Regions from separate parts of the Homo sapiens genome. Here region 1 is linked to region 2. The links are chromatin contacts, found by Hi-C or POLR2A ChIA-PET in ENCODE. All regions are on one chromosome and are shown on one strand. Each heading gives the region's core, a stretch centred on a gene start or an enhancer-like site at or near the end of the contact. The rest is flanking DNA. Distances are from core to core; before and after follow the strand shown.

The links. Hi-C counts contacts between places; a loop is a spot of excess contacts on that map. ChIA-PET counts read pairs that join two places held with the same protein, here RNA polymerase II (POLR2A). Pooled maps may share reads with other maps.
Region 1: a loop to region 2 is called in a map of natural killer cell, with 6 times the contacts of the local background. The contact joins the enhancer-like site here to the promoter of PYHIN1 in region 2. A Hi-C loop is called at or near these places in 3 of 168 maps with a recorded cell type or tissue (naive thymus-derived CD4-positive, alpha-beta T cell and natural killer cell) and 8 of 50 pooled maps. POLR2A ChIA-PET finds 5 or more read pairs at or near these places in 2 of 52 experiments (activated CD4-positive, alpha-beta memory T cell and activated naive CD4-positive, alpha-beta T cell).

What each region holds. Positions count from the first base shown.
Region 1 is chr1:158,815,619-158,822,461 of GRCh38, forward strand. It overlaps a transcript of OR6N1 not described here. Among named protein-coding and RNA genes, the nearest start is that of MNDA, 12 kb to the right of the region's middle. Within about 2 kb of position 4,098, at least 5 of the 41 ENCODE cell types and tissues checked have a DNase peak (open chromatin) inside an H3K27ac peak, as active enhancers do; they include natural killer cell, where a contact is called at or near this core.
Region 2 is chr1:158,930,302-158,932,801 of GRCh38, forward strand. PYHIN1 (pyrin and HIN domain family member 1) reads left to right here and starts at 1,251. Exons shown (of 9, transcript NM_152501.5): 1 at 1,251-1,475.

The sequences.
Region 1 (6,843 bases), core at 2,848-5,347, 110 kb before region 2:
ATGTGAGGTATATGTAAAACTAGGCATGAATTTCCATTGTAGAAATTGATGTGAAAAAAATTCAACTAATGTCTATCTTGTAGATAGTGTTTACTATTTTACATGCTTTACATGTTTATAATAATTATTTAACCCTCACAGGTATTCTCTGGAGAAGATCTTATTGGTGCCCTCAGTTTGCAGATGAAGAAACTAAGAAAAAGGAAGGTTTAAGTGCATTATTCATATCATGCCATTACGAATATGGTAAACATAGGCCGGGCACAGTGGCTCATGCCTGTAATCACAGCACTTTGGGAGGCCGAGGTGGGTAGATCACGAGGTCAGGAGATCGAGACCATCCTGGCTAACATGGTGAAACTCCAGCTCTACTAAAAATACAAAAAAAAATTAGCTGGGTATGGTGGCGGGCACCTAAAGTCCCAGCTACTCAGGAGGCTGAGGCAGGAGAATGGTGTGAACCCAGGAGGTGGATCTTGCAGTGAGAGGAGATGGCACCACTGCACTCCAGCCTGGGTGACAGAGTGAGACACCATCTCAAAAAAAAAAAAAAAGAATATGGTAACCATAATGATTGAAACCAAAGAGCCAAGCATTAAAACCTCTTTTCTATACATCCTGTCTCTGGAATAATAAGACTTTCTATTATTCATGAGCACCTCTTAAGTGTCAGGAGCAGTGTTAATCACTTTGTATGTTTTGTTTCCTTTAAGCCTTAGAGAACTGTGGAGATCATAATATTTTTAAACATAAGGAAAGAGATGGTCAAAGAGAGATAAATTTTTTGCCCAGGCTGGGAGCAGTGACTTACACCTGTAATCCCAGCACTTCAGGAGGCTGAGGCAGGCAGATGCTTAAGTCTACGAGTTCCAGACAGCCTGGGCAACAAAGCAAGACCCTGTCCTTATGAAAAATTTAAAAATTAGCCAAGTGTGGTGGCACATGCCTGCAGTTCCAGCTACTTGGGAGGCTGAGGCAGGAGAATGGCTTGAGCCCAGAAGGGCAAGGCTTCAGTGAGCCGAGATGTGCCCTTGCACTCCAGCCTGGGTGACAGAGCCAGATCCTGTCTCAAAAAACAAAAACAAACAAACAAAATTGTCCAGAATTACATAACCAAAAAGTGGCAACACTTGAATTTGGACCAACACCTTCCCATCTCTGCTCTGGATATTTGGATCTTACCCGTATGGGCCTAGTTCAGATCCTACTTTCTTTAAGAAGCGTTGTAATCATAGGATCAAAACTCCCTAAGATGGAAGGGATGTAAGCAGTCATCCACTGCCAGTGTCTCATTTTGCAGACAAAGAGAACGCGGCTGAGAAAGTCTCACCACAGTCACTCAGTCTGCTGGAGTGAATCTAGGGTTGAATTTATATTTTCTTAGAGCAAGTTCAGTAACATTTTTATATTCATTATGTAAAAATTGGGATAATCCTCTCTTAGAATGAAGAAACAAATTAAAGCTTATAAAGGTATGAAAAGGGTCAAAGAGTACGAAGGTTTTCAGAAAACAGCTTATAGTTGCTGACATAAACCAGAAATATAAGAAGCAAAAATTGGTTATTGATCAAATATATGATAACTTTTAAGAAGCAATTTTATAAAAGGAATTCAAGACTCAACTCCGTGACCTGCCTCTGCCAAGTTCTAGTTTGCCTTAGCTATTTGCCTTAGCTACTAATGAGCTGTGTGTCTTTTGGCAGGTCACGTTACCTCCTTGGCCCTCAATTCACTCATCAGAAAAATGAGAACGTTGAACTAAATCATCTCAGAAGAGAAACTGCTGGGAGAGCCAGGGGAGAAAAGAGGGCATAGGAAATAGCCAGAGCTTCAATTCCCCATTTATGCTATTTTAGTTTGTTTTCTGTGTTGTATTTACCTGCTTTATATATTAATTTTCTAGTGCTGCTTTTTGGCTTGTTCAAAAATATGGGATCAGATTATTTCCAGGGTGTTGTCTTTGATCTCTCTGCAAAACTGAGTGTGCTCCTTGCTAGTGCTGTACAGCAATTGTTGAAGTAATGAGAAGGAAGAGAGAACACCCATGGTTCCAGGAGACATGCCTACCTGTGGAAGGCATAGGCATGGGTGTAATCTGAAAAGGAAAATACAGTCTAGTGCCCCCAAGGAAAGAGGCAGCAACACTAGGACCTCAGGCACCTGGGCTGAGGCCCAGAAGCAAAGGCTGGATAATGGCATAACTTAAAAACTCCTTCTAATGCTGAGGGGCAGAGAATGGGGGAAACTGGGGCAGGTTCTGAGACCCTTGTTATATTAAAGAGTGTTTTGTTTCTGCTATAACTCAGACCTTAGATATTTCAGGAGACTAAGGATGCGTCCTTTAATAGATCCAGGTGTCTCAGGTCAGTGAAAGTAAAACCAGAGTGATGATGAAACTTTAACATTTTCTGAATCTATTATCTTTAATTGGGTCTTCCATTTATTTATATACCCCCTAGATACTTTCCTCTTTATCCACTCTGGACTATTACTAAATACCAAACCATCTCCCTACTTTCTTTATATTTCTTTGTCCAGAATGTCCTCCTTCTACACCACTCACCTATGCATGAACACCAGACTCATGATTTCTTTTCTGTCATACTGGACTAGACACATAGCCTTTCTGAGCCTCAGTTTCCTTTATACATTTATATAGCCACCTTAGTGGTCACTCAATAGTTTTACTGGTATTCTACTAACGTTGGCAGTGGTCAACAAATAGGTATTAAATTAACTTGCTGAGGGTTGGTCTGAATGGGATTTAAAAAAGGGTCAATTTTCAGTGTCACTTCACCTGATCTTAATGAGAAGGGTTAGAAATCCCCCTATTGATGTAGTCAGTCTCTGTTCTGAATAAGCCAGGAACAGAGTAAGCTCATGCTCAAGAAGTAGGAGCTTGCTTGAGTGGGGAGGCACTCTAAAATATGAAAGAGCTTGATGAGCTCTGAAAAGCTGTAGCAATGTGTAGAGTCTGTACAAATTCTGTACATGGAGAGGAGAGATCAGAAGGCATGGGTACCTCTGCTCAGAGGCCCAACAATATGCAATGCGCCTGGGAATCTTTGAGCAATGTGTACAAAACAGGTCTTAAACATTTCCTTATCAGTTTGATCTGAGGCAGTTGCATTGAACTTCCCTATCCTTACCCAGTCTAGATTTTTTGCTTCCTCTTCCCTTTAGCCAAACAGTGGAGCCTTGGACCCATTGCTGAACTACCACTGTTATACATGGCCTATTTGGAGGACATGGGTACCTCAGTATCTCATAAAGAACATGAGAGCTAGACTTATCCAATGAGGCAAATCCTCCCACAAAACTTTTCTCCTAAGCAACTCAGGGGAATAGAACAAAGTGCTAACAAGTTTTGCTAAGGAGAAGGAAAACAAGCTGCTTAATTGAGCTGGGGAAGCTGGGGGAGAAGCAAGGGAACAGTTCCCAGGAGGGAGCTGGTGCCAGCTCAATGATTCACAGCCACAACTTCTGTAATTATCAACATTTTCTCTTCAGAGACCACCCCCTCCATGAGTTGTGGAGCAGGGAGCTTTGGGGAGGCTCCAGTTTTCTCCTCTTTCTCGCTCAATTAATGCTAATTGGGAACATGGGAATGTAGATCAGGATGTCAAAGAAATAGCTCTAAAATACAGTCCAGCTAGGAGTCCCTTCCCCAGGCCTGATTAGGAGGCTTTGCCTGAACCACACAGAAGGGCATCATTTCCTACATTCACAGGAGTCACTGTGGAGATGTAGATTGGAAGTCAGGAGGCCTGACTTTTAATCCAGGCTCTGCTACTAACCAGCTCTTGCACAAAGTGGGTCACACACATTCCTTGACCTTCATACATTTTAAAGTTTTTTTTGAACTATGATAAATGATGTTTTTCATTTTGATACCAGGGTAAAAGCATCAAGAGAAGCAGGTCAAGTTAGTTGCTTGACTCCTTCTTTAAAGGAAAACAAAACAATCCCACACACAAAAAGAGGAATGTATACCACGGGAGTTCCAAAAAAAGGTGTTGCCATACTTGTTTGTTCTTTCAGAGCATTTTTTAAAGTGTCATTTCCTTTTTAGGAAAAAAAAGCAGTCAGCTTATCTGCCTGTCTGCACATCTCAGCTTATCTGCACACCCATCCACATATACATAGTACTGTTTCTCATGACTCACTCTCAGACACTACTAAAAGACAAAACCACAAGCACAATTTTCAGTGTTGTTTATAATAGAACATACAGTCAAAAAACTTTGCGCCGAGTTCAGCTCGGTCAGGGAGACCCTAACCCAGCAGCACTAGAGGAATTAAAGACACACACACAGAAATATAGAGTGTGGAATGGGAAATCAGGGGTCTCACAGCCTTCAGAGCTGACAGCCATGAACAGAGATTTACCCACATATTTATTGACAGCAAGCCAGTCATAAGATTTGCTAAAAATATTCCTTATGGGAAATAAAGGGATTGGCTGAAATAAAGGGATGGGCTCTGGCTAGTTATCTGTAGCATGAACATGTCCTTAAGGCACAGATCACTCATGCTATTGTTTGTGGCTTAAGAACTCCTTAAGCAGTTTTCCTCCCTGGGTGGAACAGGTGTTCCTTGCCCTCATTCCGGTAAACCAACAACCTTCCAGCGTGGGCGTCAAGGCCATCATGAGCATGTCACAGTGCTGCAGAGATTTTGTTTATGGCCAGTTTGGGGGCCAGTTTATGGCCAGATTTTGGGGACTATTCCCAACAACTTTGAGTTTTAATTCCAATTCCATAAATCATCATTGTAAATTGTAGGGCAATGTAGCTAACCCTTTTTTGCCTCATTTGCAAAACTGAAAATAATACTTAATTGTAAGGTTGTTGGAAGAATTAAGTAAGATAATTTAAGTTGGCATATAGTAGGTGCGTAAGAAATAAAATCCAAATTTGTTGATTCCTATTATTGTTAGCATCATAGTTACACATATCATGCCTAATAGAACACAAAGACATGACTCCTAAATCCATAAGTATATCATTCCATTAAGAAGTTCAACAAAGGGCTAAAATCCCAAACAGTTTTTATTTGTGTGGAGTAAGAGTGCCCCTTCAGAAGTCCTGCAATTACTTATAGACCAAACTGCTTAAAAGTGGACAAAGCCACTTCTGAAACTTCCCTAGAGTCAATTCTCTTTGAGGATATAAACTTCATTTCCAACAAGGGCAAGGAGACCTCGGTGCTGTTTTGGCCATGGCCTGGAAAAAAAACCCAGCTAGAGATAATAAAATGTTTCAACGTATGCATACCAGCCTTCAGAAGTTATTGGGAAGAATCAGGGGATATGAAAAAGAACTGTGATTAAAGTCTGGCATAGAGAAGAAGTTCAATGAATACAAGTTCCTGTCTACTTTTAGCAGTAGCCAGACTACTAAAATCCTATCACAGGGCGATCACTTTTGATCTCACTAACAGGGCTGCTTACAAGCTCTAGTCTTCCTGGATGTTTTATGGCAAAGAAATCTTGTTATCTTTAAATTCCAAAACATCTTCTTTTTTGTTTAATATACTTTGTTTTTCAGAGCAGTTTTAGATTTACAGCAAAATTGAATGGAAATTACAGTTTCTATATGCCCCTCACCCCACACATGCACTACCTCCCTCATCATCAACATACCCCACCAGAGGGGTACATTTGTTACAATCAATGAACATGTGTCCAATACTGACACACTTTTACTACCCAGTCTGCAATTTATATTAAGGTTCACTCTTGCTATCACACATTCAATACATTTACACAAATGAAAAATGACATGTATCCACCATTATAGTATCATATAGAGTAGTTTCGCTGCCCTAAAAAATACTGTTCTCTATTAACTCCTTTTCTTCTCACAACCCCATGGCAACCACTGATTTTATTCTTTCTATACTTTTGTCATTTTAGAATTATACAGTAAGTATCCTTTTCAGATTAGCTTCTTTCATTTAATAAGGTTTCTCCATATCTTCTTATGGCTTAATGTCTCATTTCTTCTAGGGTTGAATAGTATTCCACTGTCTGGATATACCACAGTTTATTGATCCACTCACCTGCTGAAGGACATTTAATTGCTTCTGAGTGTTGGCAATTATGAGTAAAGAGGCTATAATCATGTCTGAAGGCTTCTTGTGTGGACATAAGTTTTCAACTCCTTTGGGTAAATACCACAGAGAACAAGTACTGGAATGTATGAGTATTTTTAGTTTTCTAAGAAACTGTCAAACTGTCTTCCAAACTGGCTGTACCATTTTGCAATTCCACCAGCAATTGATAAGAGTTCCGTTACTCCACATCATCACCAGCATTTGGTATTGTCAGCATTTTGGATTTTAGCTACTCTAATAAATGTGTAGTGGTATCTCATTATTCTTCATTTGCAATTCCCTGTGAATATATGATGTTGAGCATCTTTTCATATGCTTATTTGTCATTTTATTGTAGATGTACTTTATCAGGTTGATGAAGATCCCCTCTATTAAGGCAACTTCTTTGAAGTCAGGTAATTTGATGCTTCCAGCTTTATTCTTTTTGATTAAGTTTACCTTGGCTATTTGGGCTCTTTTTTGGTTCCATATGAATTCTAAAATAGTTTTTCTAGTTCTGTGAAGAGTGTCATAGGTCATTTGATAGGAATAATATTGAATTTGTAACTTGCTTTAGGCAGTATTGCAATTTTAATGTATTGATTATTTCTATCCATGAGCATGAAATGTTTTTCCATGTGTTTGTGTCATCTCTGATTTATTTGAGTAGTGCTTTGTAATTCATATTGTAGGGATCTTTCACTTCCCTGGTTCACTGTATTTCTAGGTATTTTATTCTTTTTGTGA
Region 2 (2,500 bases), core at 1-2,500:
TTTACTGGAGAAAGCACTTGCTTTTCAGCCCGGAGAAGGCGCCACCAGGAACCTGAGGAATCTGGGAACAGATTTTACTACCTTCCCACGTTTTCCCACCTTTTAAATGACTGGAACTGCTTTCTCCTTTGCTTTTCACTATATAGAACGTATGGCTCTTTATTGAAATACTATTTAAACAAGGTTTCTAAGCCACAGCCTGGAGAGAGAAATACTTTTGAACTGAGGCCTATCCCTTGTGATGAGTAGAGCACACATTAATAAACTGCTTGTTTTTCTTTTGTTAATTTGACGTTTGTTTTCAGGAGAGTGTCAACTAATAACCTAAAAAGGGAAATTTAAAAAAAACTTGTTTTCTCCCCTACAGCTGTATTTCGGGCCCCATTTTCCACTCATGGCCACATCCTGCTTGCAGATCTGCTGCTGGGTTAACACAACATCATCTGCCAGTTGGTGTCGTTTATTTGACATCTTGGGGTTTTAGTACTCTGAAGGACACCCACTGCCCTTAACAGAAAAAATACTGCTGAGCAAAGGGTTTAACAGGACTCTCGGTCTACCAGAAGTTCAGTGCATTTTCCAGGATTTTCAAGGCTTCGATGCTGTCATGTTGTGAGCCCACTATCCACTTGTGTTTTTCCATGAATAATGAAGGAAACCTGAGGAATCATGAATGTAATCATTGAGGTAAAATAACCTAGTCATAGTCAAGAGGACAGCTAGTGTTAAACTCCTTTATATATATTTGAGAAAGGATTTATATATTCATAATAACTTTCTGATCTGGAAAGCCCTAGGTTTGTCAACTATTAATAACTGGGTGAATGCTTCAGGTAGTATTTAAACCAACTGCTATTTCATAGCAGACATTCTCCCATGCAGGAGATGCAGTAAAGTACTGGTAGCAATAGATGCTCCTACCAAGATCTCCCCCTGCAACCGCACAGGAAAGGAGGGAGAAGAAACCACCTTGCTTCTCTCATATTTGACAATCATTCATCGGAATAGAGGTCCCTAATGTCCCACATGTAAGTCTGCTGGTTAAGAAAGTTCTAAGATTGGAACTCCATTCAGATATCAACATTTGTAAGAAAAAAAATTTTAAATATAACTTTGATACAAATTTTACTTTGATTAAGATACCTACAGGAAAGAAACTGTTCATTTTCTCTAACAGGATGGAAAGCAAAAAATATGGGTGGGAGGAGTCTGCACGTTGTTTCACAACTTCTCTCTCCCCAGGGCAAAGCAGAGTATGAGGAAGCCAGCACTAGTCAAGTGACTCTAAGAAGGGCCATTTTCCCTTGTTGTCTTTGAAAATACTTCATTTTCTTAGCATTTCAGGAGATTATAACATCCTGTATTTCAGTTTCTGAGAGCTTTACTGACTGATTTCCCTATTCAAAACAATCCTCATTTCCTACATTTCTGAAGATCTCAAGATCTGGACTACTGTTGAAGAAATTCCCAGTAAGGTGAGTACTGTGGGTATTTTTTATAGAAAAGATCTAGATGCTTCCTTGAAAGCCACAAAATCACAAGGGAAAAATCGATATTGGTTCTTCAGGGCAGTGGGGTGAGGGCAGTAGGGCTGGTATCAACTATATTCAGAAAAGTGAAAACTGCAGTTAATACTTCCAATTCTTTACTTACTTCAAAGATAGTAGATATCCTTTATTCTACAACTGGGGCATGAATGAAGGAATATGCATTTTGACCATTGCAGATTTTAAAACAAATTCTCTGAGTATATATTCTCTGAGGTTAGAAAGCTTGGTGGCCATTGGGGTCTGGGCAAAAGACAAGATAATGATTTCATTCTTTTTTATGGATGCATAGTATTCCACGCTGTATATGCATAACATGGATACGGCTAGAGAACATTACCCTAAGTGAACTAACACAGGAATACCAAATACTGCATGTTCTCACTTATAAGTGGAAGTTAAACATTGAATCCATATGGGCACAAGATGGGAACGGTAGACGCTGGGGACTGCTTGAGAGGAAAGGTGGGAGCAGTATGTGGGTTGGAAGGCTATCTATCTGGTACTATGTCGCTACCTTGGTGATGGGATCACCAGACAACAAGCCTCAGCGACACACAGTTTACTCATTTAACAAGCCTGCACATGTACCCTCTGAACCTAAAATGAAAGTAGAAGATAAAATAAGACAAGATAATGATGTGCACAAAGTATCAGGAAATAATATTAAGTAAAAAACACATCTAGACATACAGCTGTATTTTACGGTATCTCAATTTTACAAAACATGTTCTCACACAAAAACATATGTGAGAACATTTTGTAAATAATATTATTCTACAAGTGCAAACACATAGTAGAAAATGTATCCATTTTGCAAACACAATTATTCAAATAATTCAAATAATTCAAATGTGTCAATATTTTCATAAGTATGTTTAACTTTTACATTAGCATCATTCTATACCAGATGTGAAAGGCAGTTTTTTATTCATTTTAAGATTACTTCCTGC